2 separate regions of the Homo sapiens genome follow, and region 1 is linked to region 2. Evidence: chromatin loops called from intact Hi-C (ENCODE). Cell type or tissue: heart left ventricle. All regions are shown on one strand. Each heading gives the region's core, and the rest is flanking DNA. Links, peaks and the distances in the headings are about the cores only. Region 1 overlaps CAPN5 (calpain 5). Region 2 overlaps TSKU (tsukushi, small leucine rich proteoglycan).

What was found. A loop is a pair of places that touch in the nucleus more often than their neighbours do. Peaks named below come from ENCODE experiments on the same cell type or tissue, not always from the same donor. Only the 100,000 strongest peaks of a DNase experiment are listed, where the experiment ranks them.
Region 1: it touches region 2 in a loop (2.3-fold over the local background); 19 of 110 quality-filtered maps call a loop at or near these places.

Annotation. Positions count from the first base shown.
Region 1 is chr11:77,079,834-77,085,198 of GRCh38, reverse strand. It overlaps CAPN5 (calpain 5), which reads right to left. Exons shown (of 13, transcript NM_004055.5): 2 at 148-347. The coding sequence starts at 312. Among named protein-coding and RNA genes, the nearest start is that of CAPN5, 16 kb to the right of the region's middle. In heart left ventricle, for the core only: no CTCF peak of the experiment used is centred there; DNase peaks (open chromatin) are centred at 2,188 and 2,548; H3K27ac peaks cover 735 bases.
Region 2 is chr11:76,796,932-76,802,296 of GRCh38, reverse strand. It overlaps TSKU (tsukushi, small leucine rich proteoglycan), which reads right to left. Exons shown (of 2, transcript NM_015516.4): 2 at 4,153-5,365. Among named protein-coding and RNA genes, the nearest start is that of TSKU, 16 kb to the right of the region's middle. RefSeq lists a silencer at 2,859-3,118. In heart left ventricle, for the core only: CTCF peaks have their summits at 2,655 and 2,869 (motif pointing right); DNase peaks (open chromatin) are centred at 2,866 and 3,366; H3K4me3 peaks cover 774 bases; H3K27ac peaks cover 548 bases.

The DNA of each region.
Region 1 (5,365 bases), core at 61-5,060, 280 kb before region 2:
TCAAATCCCACCGTTTCAGCACCCTCACTTTCTCAGCAGCCTGGGGCCAGGGATGCCTCCTCCCACCACCCCGATGTCCCTGCAGGCCCAGCCTTGTGGGTGGGCCTGGGCCCGCTCACCCAGCTCCAGCTGGGACCAGACACTGACCTTGGGTCGCTTCCACCTGACGGCGGGCCCCGGCGTGCCCTTATAGTAGAGTGAGTCGTCAGTGGCGGGGAAGAGGGGGTCCTCGAAGAGCACCTTCCTGCGCCGGCAGTCCCGCCTCAGGGCTGAGTAGTTCTGGTCCTCATAGGGCTTCACACACGAGAACATGGTGGCTGCTGCCCCAGGGAGGGGAGGGGGAACACCTGGACAGGAAGGCAAGAAGACGGTCACTCACAGAGTCCCTGGGTCCCTGATGTGCCCTGTGAAGCGGACATCATCAGCCCCATGGCACAGGCACGGAAGGCTCAGCGAGGCGTGGAGCCTACCCAAGGTCACACAGCTGGTATACAGCAGAGTGGGACAGACACCGACCGGCCTGACTCCATAGACTGGATTCTCTCGTTTCTGAAGCTCAGAGGCGATACCAGGCCCACAGGCCACACAGAGCTCAGGCCTGGCCCACACCGCACCTACCTCCCTGCCTTCCTTTGTTTGACCAGCCTTCCCTACACCTCCTCAGACGGAATCAGACCAGTGGCCAGCCCTGCCAGCTCCCTGGCTGGTGTGTCTCCCACAGGAAAGCAGCGTGTGCCTCTGGGTTTCCCTCCCCACCTCTAGAGAGTGGCACATTTCTGCCTGGTGTGGGAAAACCTTGCCCCAGGTACCCCTCTCAGCATCATTCATTCATTCTCTCCGGTCCTCCCCGCACCATGCTGCCTTCCTCACAGCATCTTGGGAATAGGCGTCTCTAATTCTGTAGAGAGCAGGCCCATGGCTCCTTAACCCTCCCTCCATTCCCCAGGGGCCCAGGTGGGCCCAGCCAAGCACCCTGAACTTTGCACCAATGTGCTGACCAAGTGCAAGGGACACAGACTGGACCAACATGGTCAGGGAAGGCCTCTGGGAGTGGAGGGCAGGGCAGGGCAAGGAACAGCGGCTGGCAGGGCCTGCATATCAGGTGCGCTGAGAGATGCTCGGACGGCCAAGCACCTGAGTGACCACCCCATTTATGATCCACGCCCCCATCCCTCAAACTCCATCTGGGCTGCGGTGCAGCTCCACAGTCCCCGATCTACTCTTCCTGGGGCCTGCCCAGGGTAACAGTGCAATCCTTTTGGGGTAAAGGCCACAATTTCCAGCCCAGCCCTGAGGGAAACCAAGGCAAGGCAGGCTGGCTGTGGGAGTGATATCTGAGATCAAGACTGGTGTGAGTGCCAGCCCCAGTGGTACCACCCTCCTGCTGGGTGACGTTGAACTGGTCATGTGAACTCTCTGAGCCCGTTTTCTCATCTCAGTGATGGGAATTACACAGTGCTGCTGCACCTCCTGGAAGGAGTCAACCCATTAACTGAAGGCTGAGGAGCCCGCCAAGCATGCCAGTGGGAAGAGGAGTGAGGGGGAAGGGGCCAAGACACCCAGTGGTCCCAAGAGACGCCCCATTTCCCTGGCCAGAGGTGCATGTGTACTGCCTGCCAACAGTGCCGGTGGGCACACGGCTGCCAGCTTTCACAAAATACAACTGCGGCTCAGTGAGGTGAGGTGACCTGCCCAAGCTCCCCTGGAAACCTGGTGTCCGGACGGGAACCCAGATCCTCTGACTTTAGTGCCACCGCCTTGGCTGTATGACCCTGCCGCTCTCACTTAGGGTCTCCCCACACACCGTGGCTGAGCTGGAGCCTCACTGGGGCCTCATGTGGAGGGAAAGAGGGAAGGGAGAGACAGGAAAGGAAAGAGGCGAGCGCGGGCAGTGAGCATGGGCACAGATGGACAGCAGGGAGGGCAAGGGGGCCATTGTCCCCCCACCTGCCAAGGGAGCTGAGAGCAGTTGTCCCCTGCTCTGCACCCAAGCCACTTCACCTTCTGCCCCCATATCCATACTGGGCCTGCTGGAGTGCTGCTGTGTGACCTCAGGCCAACCACTTAACTTCTCTGGCTGCCCCTCTGCCCACGGAGGCCAGCAGCCCTGCCCCCTCCCACCCATTCTCCCTGCCTTGGAGGTCTGAGGGAGAGAGGGGAGGAGCTCACAGAGCCAGCTTCCGGGCTTCAGGCTTCTGGCAGAGTCACCGAGGAGCAGCATTAGCACCACGGGTTTCCGGCAGGGTCAGTTCAGGAAGCAATTTAGGCTACAAGAATTAGATCAGAGAAGCTGAAAGCAGGAGCCCAGAAATCAGCTCTTGCAATTCCAGTGTTTCTGAGCCTAGAGGGTCCAGAGAGGGAGAGGAAGCTCGCCCAGGGCACACAGCCAGGCTGGTGGAGAAAGAGGGTCTGGCTGCTCTCCAGGCTAGGAAGGGGCCAACGCTGCTGGGAGGGTCCACTCCTGGGGAGGATGGAAGGGAGGTGGAGGCCATAAAGGGAGAGCTCGGCTGGGCCAGGGGCTGCACAGGGCCAGGCCTGGCTGGCTGAGGGCCTGATACCGTTGCCCCATCCCTCCAGCCTCACCTGCCTGCCAGGCTAACCTTGGCCTACTTATGTGAGGTTCTTCTGGCCCCGGCCCTTGCACAGACTGCCCCTCTGCACCCTCCATCTGCCCCAAGGTCACCTCCCACTGTATCTATGGGGCCAACACCCCGACAGGGTCAGGTCTCCTCTGCTAGCCCCAGGCAGAGCACTGAAGGCCACGGATAGACCAGGAGGCAGGCAAGCTGCTCCACCCAGGCCTTTTCTTTCTGAGCCTGAGCTTAGGCCCGTAGCACTTCCTGTCTCCCTGGTGTTTTTAGCTGTTTGGGCCGAGCAGGACCCCTGGGTGGGGTTCAGGACCACCTGAGCTTCCCAGCTGCCCTGTGTGCCTGCCCTCTTCCCTCCTCCTGCCAGTCTCATCCCCACCATTCTCCACCCTGGGCTGAAGCTCTGGGGCTCGGAGCTCCTCGCAGCTCCCACAAGACTGTTCCCTCAGGGCCTCTGCACACACTGTTCCTCTGCCATCCTGGTGCCCCTGGGACAGCACCTGTTAACACTGTATCCCATCTGCACATGACTTGTCTGCCTCCCCAGCCTACCCTGTGCCCCTCCAGGGGAGGGGCTGTGTCCAGCTCCTCTCTCTATCCCAGGGTCCAATGTGGGGCTCCAGGGATTGAGGAGTTATGTTGCATGAACCAACAAAGGTGAGTGCAGGAGGAATTCCTTCAAGAAGAGAAAAAGGCTCAGAGAGTGGCGGAGGCTCCCAAGGGGAATCAGCTTTCCACATCACAGACGCCAGCACTCAGGTCTGCTGCAGCAGGGCCCACCCCTTCACCCTGGGGAAGGCCTGGCTCTCCTCTCCTCCCCTCCCTGACAGCTGGGTGCCAGCCGGTGCCCACATCCCCACTATCCAGACTGTAGCCCTAGCACATTCTGCTGCGGCCCAGCCCTCCTCCAGCTCCTGAGCCTCGACCCAGGCCCCCGCTGTCCTGAGCAGGCCGCATTACCTCACTGGTCTGCATGGTCCTTGTCTGGAAGAGACAATGTGCCAGGGCCTCTGGGCCACTGTGAGGAACAAACAAGACCCCACCATGCAGAGCAGCACTCTGTATCCTTTCATGCTCTGTGCCCTGAGGACTGACAGTCTCAGGCAGTCGACATCTGGGCTTCACCCACGATGTGTCCAGACCCCCGCCAGGTATGGGGGGGCTACCACAACTTGGGGTTCCTGTCGGAGTTGGTCTAGTGTAGCCAACAGACATAAGGCCAAATGAAGTATGTGTCATTCAGAGGTTCCAGCAAGAGGAAAGCAGGGAAGCCTCCACACAGGCCTGGCCACAGAGGCAGGAGAGAAAGGCCATTCCAGGCAAAGGGAACAGTTCACGCAAAGGCTCAGAGGTATGAAAGACATCTTTATTACCACCTCAGGGCACCCCCTAAAATGAGCACAGTGCTAACCTGGGCCCTGCTTTGAGAAGCCTAGGATACGGAGTCTGGAGGCTTGAGATCTGCATAAGAGGCTGCAGACTCTGGACAAGCTCATTGATGTTCCCATCTACAAAATGGCTTAGCTGGCCATCATCTCCAGGGAAGGCTCACTGGTATCAGCCCTCCTCCTCCTGTGGCCAGGGCAGCGGTGAGTCAGACCCAGCCTGCACAGTGAGGCCTCTGTGGACCAAGAGTGGAAGTTCTGAGTTGGGTCAGAATGAGGGGGCTGGGGTGCTCACCAGGGAGCTTCAGGAACCCAGTCTTCTGGCAGGTCAGTCAGATCTGAGTTTGCATCCCAACTGCATCATTTAGCTGCTGTGTGTCCTTGGGCAAGGTGGGAACCCCTCTGAGCTGCTGTCAATCAGCAAGCCTCCTCTGAGCCCTACTGGGTTCCAGCCTCTAAGGTGACAGATGACAGAAAGAAAGTGGCATCTGTTCCTAGGCCTGCCTTAGGGAAGCTCAGTCTATCCTCACCTGGGACATGGTTGGTACTCCTCTTCCAGGAGGCTGTGTGGCCTAGTCTGCTGTTCCCTGGACCTGCTGGAGGTAGCGGGGACAGCCTGGCTGTGTACAGGATGGAATAAGGCCTCATCTTCCAGCGGGCTGATACCTGTGAGCCTTCCCTGGACCACCTAAGCCATTTTGTAGATGGGAACACCAAGGAATTTGTCCTTGAGGCAGAAGCCAAGGCCAGGCTCCAGAGCTGTGTGGAGGGGCAAGTCACCTACCTCTCTGAGCCTCTGAGAGATGGGGTCATGGAGCCAGCATCAGCCCCAGGGGAATAATAAGAACGAAGGACACAGCTGAGCCCAAGCCCAGCAGCAAGAGGGCCTCAAAGCCACCACGGGCCTCAAAGCCACAAAGGACCCAGAATAAGCAGAGCCATTTGAAGAGAACAAGCTGGAGGACTTACACTACTAAGTAACAAGGCTGATCACAAAGCTCACTGGGCACTGTCTTATAGAACAGTGGAACAGAATAGAAAGTTCAGAAATAAGCCACAAGTATAAGGACACCTGATATATGACAAAAGAGATGCCACAATGCACTGGGGAAAGGATTTATCTTTTCAATAAATGGTGCTGGGTCAACTGGCTATCCATAAGGAAAAACAGTTGTCTTACCCCTACCTCAAACCGTATACAAAACTTATTCCAGATAGATTTCAAATCTAACTGAAAGGTAAAACAATAATGCTTTTAGAAAAGAACATGAGAAAAAAAGTAAACTCAAATGGTCTAAAAATGGAAGAAAAAGTGCCCAACTTCACTAACCATTAAGGAAATGCAAATTAAAACCACAATGAGATACTGCTATACCCCCACTAGAATGACTA
Region 2 (5,365 bases), core at 248-5,247:
ACAGTGAGCTATGATCACGCCACTGCACTCCAGCCTGGGTGACAGAATAAGACCCTGAAAAAAGAAAGAGAGAGAGAGAGAGAGAAAGAGAGAGAGAGAGAGATAGAAAGAAAGAAAGAAAGGGAGGGAGGGAGGGAGGGAGGGAAGGGAGACAAAAAGAAACATGAATGTGTTTGTACCTCCAGTTCAGAACACTTTGACTATCTAATGGATATGCAAAAGAAAATAATAAATAGGTTTGGGAACTAAAGAATAAACACAGGGGGAATTTCCCTCCAAGCTCAACAAACACAATAATCCCTGTAGACAGAACCACTAGTACTTAAATAAATAAAGAGAAGAATAAACACAGGGCATGTGACTTAACTGGATAGACATTTGCTGTCGTTAGAAGCCGAGCTATGGACTGACATTGGGTATTGATGCACAGAGCAAGTATAATTGCAATTAGCTACCAGTGAACACTGGGCACTGATATACAGCAGACACTGCCTCCAACAGACATTTTCCCTTTGTGGATATTGGTCATTGGTGGAAGCTGTCATTCATATGATAAACATTATATATCAACCAACATTTGCACCCTGGTGAACGTTAGCCAACAAGGAACACTGAACATTGATGGGCAAGGTCCTATTAGCCTATGATGACCTCTGTTGTCATAGACAGTGCCCTTGGTGGAGATTAGGTATGAGTGGGCTTTAGCGCTGGTGGACTTTAAATTCTGTAAGCACATAAAGTGAGCAAGGGGCAGGCCTCTGCCCCCCCATATTCCTGGCAGTCCAGAGAAACAGCCCATGAGCTGGTTTGGTGGCAGCTGGGTGGTAGAATCCACCTCTTTAGCTGCCTTTTCCCTCTGAAAGCCTTTTGGCCATGGCAAGGTGGGGAAACCAGGGGGTTGTGTGATAACGACAGAGGGACATTCCTGCATTTGGAAGAGTCTAACTGGCTCCCTGAACTACAGAGGGATTGGATTACACACAAATCCACACCTACTCTCTTCTGCCATCCTGACCAACACTGTCTGGGTGTTTGCCCCTCCTCTAGAAATGAGATGATCAAATGGCAGCAGGGCTGGCTTCATGGGCAGTGAAACCATAGAAAGACCCTGTGCTTGGTTTAATGCTCTGTTCTTGTCATCTTGAAATCCTAATAACTTTGAACAAGGGGCCCCACATTTTCATTTTATACTGGGTCCCACAAATTACATAGGCCGTTCTGAAGCACAGAATCCTGGCCATGGACCATGGGAACTTACTCGTCTCTGGGCCTCAGATTCCCCATCCGTGAAAAGGGGCCAGGAGAGAAAGGACTTTGACTTTGACCTTTGGCTTTTTATACTCTAAGATCTAGAATCCACAGTCTGATCGGAGCTATGTAGAACTGCATAACTTCTGCAACTTATTTGAAAATAAAAAATAAATGGAATCCCAGTGCTTTTTGGTTTATCAGTGCACCTCTACCCTCTCTGATTCATGGGATTTACACAGCTGGCCCGGCCCCTGGGGTAGGACAAGGAAGAATGTGAGAATTGCCACCTGACAGATAAAGCCTGGCCTATGCTGGTTTCCTCATCTGTATGGTGACAAAAACACCTGGTGCAGTTGTGAGGAGATGATGGCATGTACACAAAGCATGAGGAACACATAGCCATAGCTGGCCGCTGCATTACTGTGAAAGGCATAAAGAGGCTGGTGACCCTGCTGACCCATGGTGGTGAGCTGGGCCACAGCTGACGGTGAGTACCTACTCCATGACCCTGTGGATTACCGGGTGTCGTTCTGTGATTCTACAGTCCCAGAACTTTACAAAATTCTTCAGTTCTGAGTGCGAGTTATAAAAAACAGACTCAGACTACATGGCTCTGTAATCTACTTCATAACTCCATGGTTGGATGAGGGCGGGAAAGAGCACTTAGAGGCTGCCATTTTGTGCCAGGCACCGTACTTGGTTCTCTACAAATGTTACTTCATTTCTTCTACACACAGTCCTGTGGAGGGAGATATTTTCCCTCCCTCCCTCCCTCCCTCCCTCCCTTCCTTCTTTCCTTCTTTCCTTCTTCCTTTTTTGCTCTTTCTTTCTTTTCTTCCTTTCTCTCTCCCTCCCTCCCTTCCTTCGTTCTTTTTTTTTTCCAGGGTCTAGCTCTGTCACTCAGGCTGGAGTGCAGTGGTAGAATCTCGGCTCACGGCAGCCTCAACCTCCCAGGCTCAGGGAGGTATTTTCTCTTTCTTTGTTTGTTTCTCTTTCTTTTTTGTCTTTCTTTTATTTTTATTTTTCTCTCTTTGCTTTTTTTTTTTTTTTTTTTAAACAGGGTCTAACTCTGTCATCCAACCTCCCAGGCTCAAGCTATCCTCCCACTTCAGCCTCCCAAGTAGCTGGGACTACAGGCGTCACCATGCCCGGTTAATTTTTAGATTTTTAAATTATGTTGCCCAGGCTGGTCTTAGTCTTGAATTCCTGAGCTCAAGCGATCCTCCTGCCTCAGCCTCCCAAAGTGCTGGGATTACAGGCAGGAGCCATCGTGCCCGGCCTTGAGGGAGATATTTTCATCCCTATTTTCCAGGCTCAGAGAAGTAAAGTGACCTGGCCAAAAATCACACAATTGGTTAGTGATGACCCCAAGATTTCAACCCTTTTCTGTGAATTCCAAAACGGATTCTTTGCACGAATTTTCCTGATTGTGTAAGATTCGAAGCCCTCGCCCTGGGCGCCAGGGTTCCTGGAGGGCGGAGTCCGGCAGGGCGAGGGTAGTCTGGTGGGCGGGAAGGGACTGGCCGCATAAAGCAAACAGCGCAGCCCACTTTGGCCTCCAGCCGCCCCGGTCCTGGCTCTTGGCCCCGCTGGGATCTGGGGTGTCTGGCCATGCGTGAGCACGAGGTGGCGCTGCGGGCCGGGAGCCTCCGCACGGGCAGGGAGGGGCCGCGCGGACTCCCGGGTCGGCGAGGCCCGCCGGGGCTTCCGCTCTCCTTATGGCTGGCAGGAGGCCAGGGCTGCGGGGTGCAGGGCAGGTTCCCCACGGGAAGGACGAGCCCGCCCAGCGTGATGGCATCCGCGCCCATGCTCTCACTGGGCCTTCACCCTGCCCCGTTTTGCAGAGGAGGAAGCTGCAGCTCGGGCGGAGGTGACCTGCTCCAGAACTGATTGCCGCAGAAGCCCCCTCCTTCCCTTCGCTGCCCTCCGCACGCTTTGGCCCTGTCTTTAAGGCCTTTTTGTTCCATGGCCCTCCCGCAAGGACTCCTTCCACAAGCGGGGACTTGGGAAGACCCGGACCCATTGGGTGAAAGTACCGTGATCCCTACCTCCATCTGAATCCTCTCCTGTCCCAGGAAATGTAGGGGAAGTGGAGAACAAACAGGAGGACTGTGGGGGCCCGGGGTCTCACCCTGACCTCCCTCTCCTCCACACCGCCCGGCGCCAAGCCTCAGCTCTTTCCTACCTTGACCGCTGGGTGCCAGCCTCGGACCCAGGGCCTCAAGCTGATACTTCTCCCTGGGGAGGCCTGATTACAAGATGGGCAAGCTCCCACCAGTGCATATGGCCTGAATGTTCTGGGCACAGAGTAGGGATCAGGAAAAACCTGTCATTGGTGATGATGGTAGACATTCCCTGTAGACTGGCCAGTTAGAAGGAAGAACTTGGTGACAGCAGAGCCACCCAGATGAGCTCCAAGTGTGATCTCTGTCAGTGGAAGTGTGCAAACAGGAGCTGGGGTACCATAGCAGCTGAAGCACCAAGGAAGAACAAAATACTGTTGCAGTTCAGAGGAGGGAGGTGGAAGGGGCCAAGGAAGCTTCTGCGGGCGGGCAAGAACTAGGTCTACTGGATAGGAAGGAGGTTGAGAGACAGGGGTGAGGGCAAGGGCAAGGTCCCACAGTAACGCCTGAGCAAGAGAACAGGTGTGCAAGGGCCTGCATGCTCATGGCTATGGCTGGAGCTGGGGTGGCAGGAACAGTGGGGTAGGGCCACGGGAGATGAGAGGTGAACAGGGTGCAGGAACTCCCTCCTTCACGTCACCTTACTCCCCAAATCCTGAGATTATCAGGCTTTTCAGGGAGAACAAGCTGCCCAGGGCAGGGCCTAACCTGATTCATCTTTGTGGCCCCAGAGCCCAGCCCAGGGATTGCCAGTGGACACTGGCTGAGTAAAGCAAAGAACTTTTTATAGTGTTTATTAAATCAAGGACCGGTTAGATAGATGATGGGCTAGGCAGGTGGGGGAAGACAGAGCTCACTGCCCTGTGGGGTCTCTGTGGGGCCAGCCCCTGATGCCCATGTGGCCACTGATGCCCAGCTTCCCCCAACACCCCAACACAGGCCCAGGACAATATTACAAAAGTGAACAAATGCAACCTTTTTCTGCTTTTACAAATGACATGTCTCCATCCCCGGCCAGCAGGGGTAGGGGAGGCCGGTTGAAAGTGACACTCCGTTAAAAAGGCAACAACTTTTATAAAATGAAGACTAAGGAAACAGCCCAGGGTTCGGAAGCTGAGATGCTACCCTGGGGGTAGAGCATAGACATGGGTCGGGCAGACCTTGTCTCCTTTCACGGCATTCCTGGGAGGGTAAGAAGGGCTGTCGTGCTCAGGGCCAGTGGGGACTGAATCCAGGAGGCCCCTTGGAGATCCCAGCCAGATGAGGCTCCAGAACTGCAGCAACTCCTTGGGGCAGCATCTAGAGGATGCTCAGGGGAAAATGGGTAGGTTTCCAGTCTGGATGCTGGGGGACCCCAACCCAGGGTGAGAAACTGGCTAGGCTGGAACCAATGTGCCCTAAGCTTCCAGAGGCTCCGAAGGGCAGAGTGACTTAGCCCATGCCGCACAGCTGGTCAGAGGCCCAGAGTCCCACTTGTGAGGCTCTTGCCTGTCCTGCTGCTGCTACTCCTGTGCTAATGGGGAACAGGCAAGGGCAGCAAGGGGAGCCCAGGCGGGGAGGGTGGGGCTTATTAGAGGAGACAAGAAAGTGCATTGGGTCCGGGCTGGGAGGCAGGAGGCTGTGCTCCAGTCATGCCACTGCCCGCAGGAACTTAGATTAGCCTTTTTCCTTCTCAAGGCCTCAGTTTCCCCATCTGTCACATGAGAAGGGTGGACTTGATTCTTTGCAATTCCTTCTACCATTAAGGTTCTAGGGAAATAGAAAAGGATGAAGCGGGCCTCATGGCCTCATGGCAAAGAAAGGGCTATGTTAGAAAAGAAACTCGCCCCTGAGTGACTGGGCCATGGGCCCAAGGGGACACTCAGCCCAGTGGACCTGAACTCTGCCCTGCAGCAGGGGGTCCCACCCACCCTCTGCCCATTGCGGGTCAGGCCGGCCCAGGCATGAGGGAAGGCACTTGGGGGATAAGTGGGGAAGGGAAGCAGGAGGGG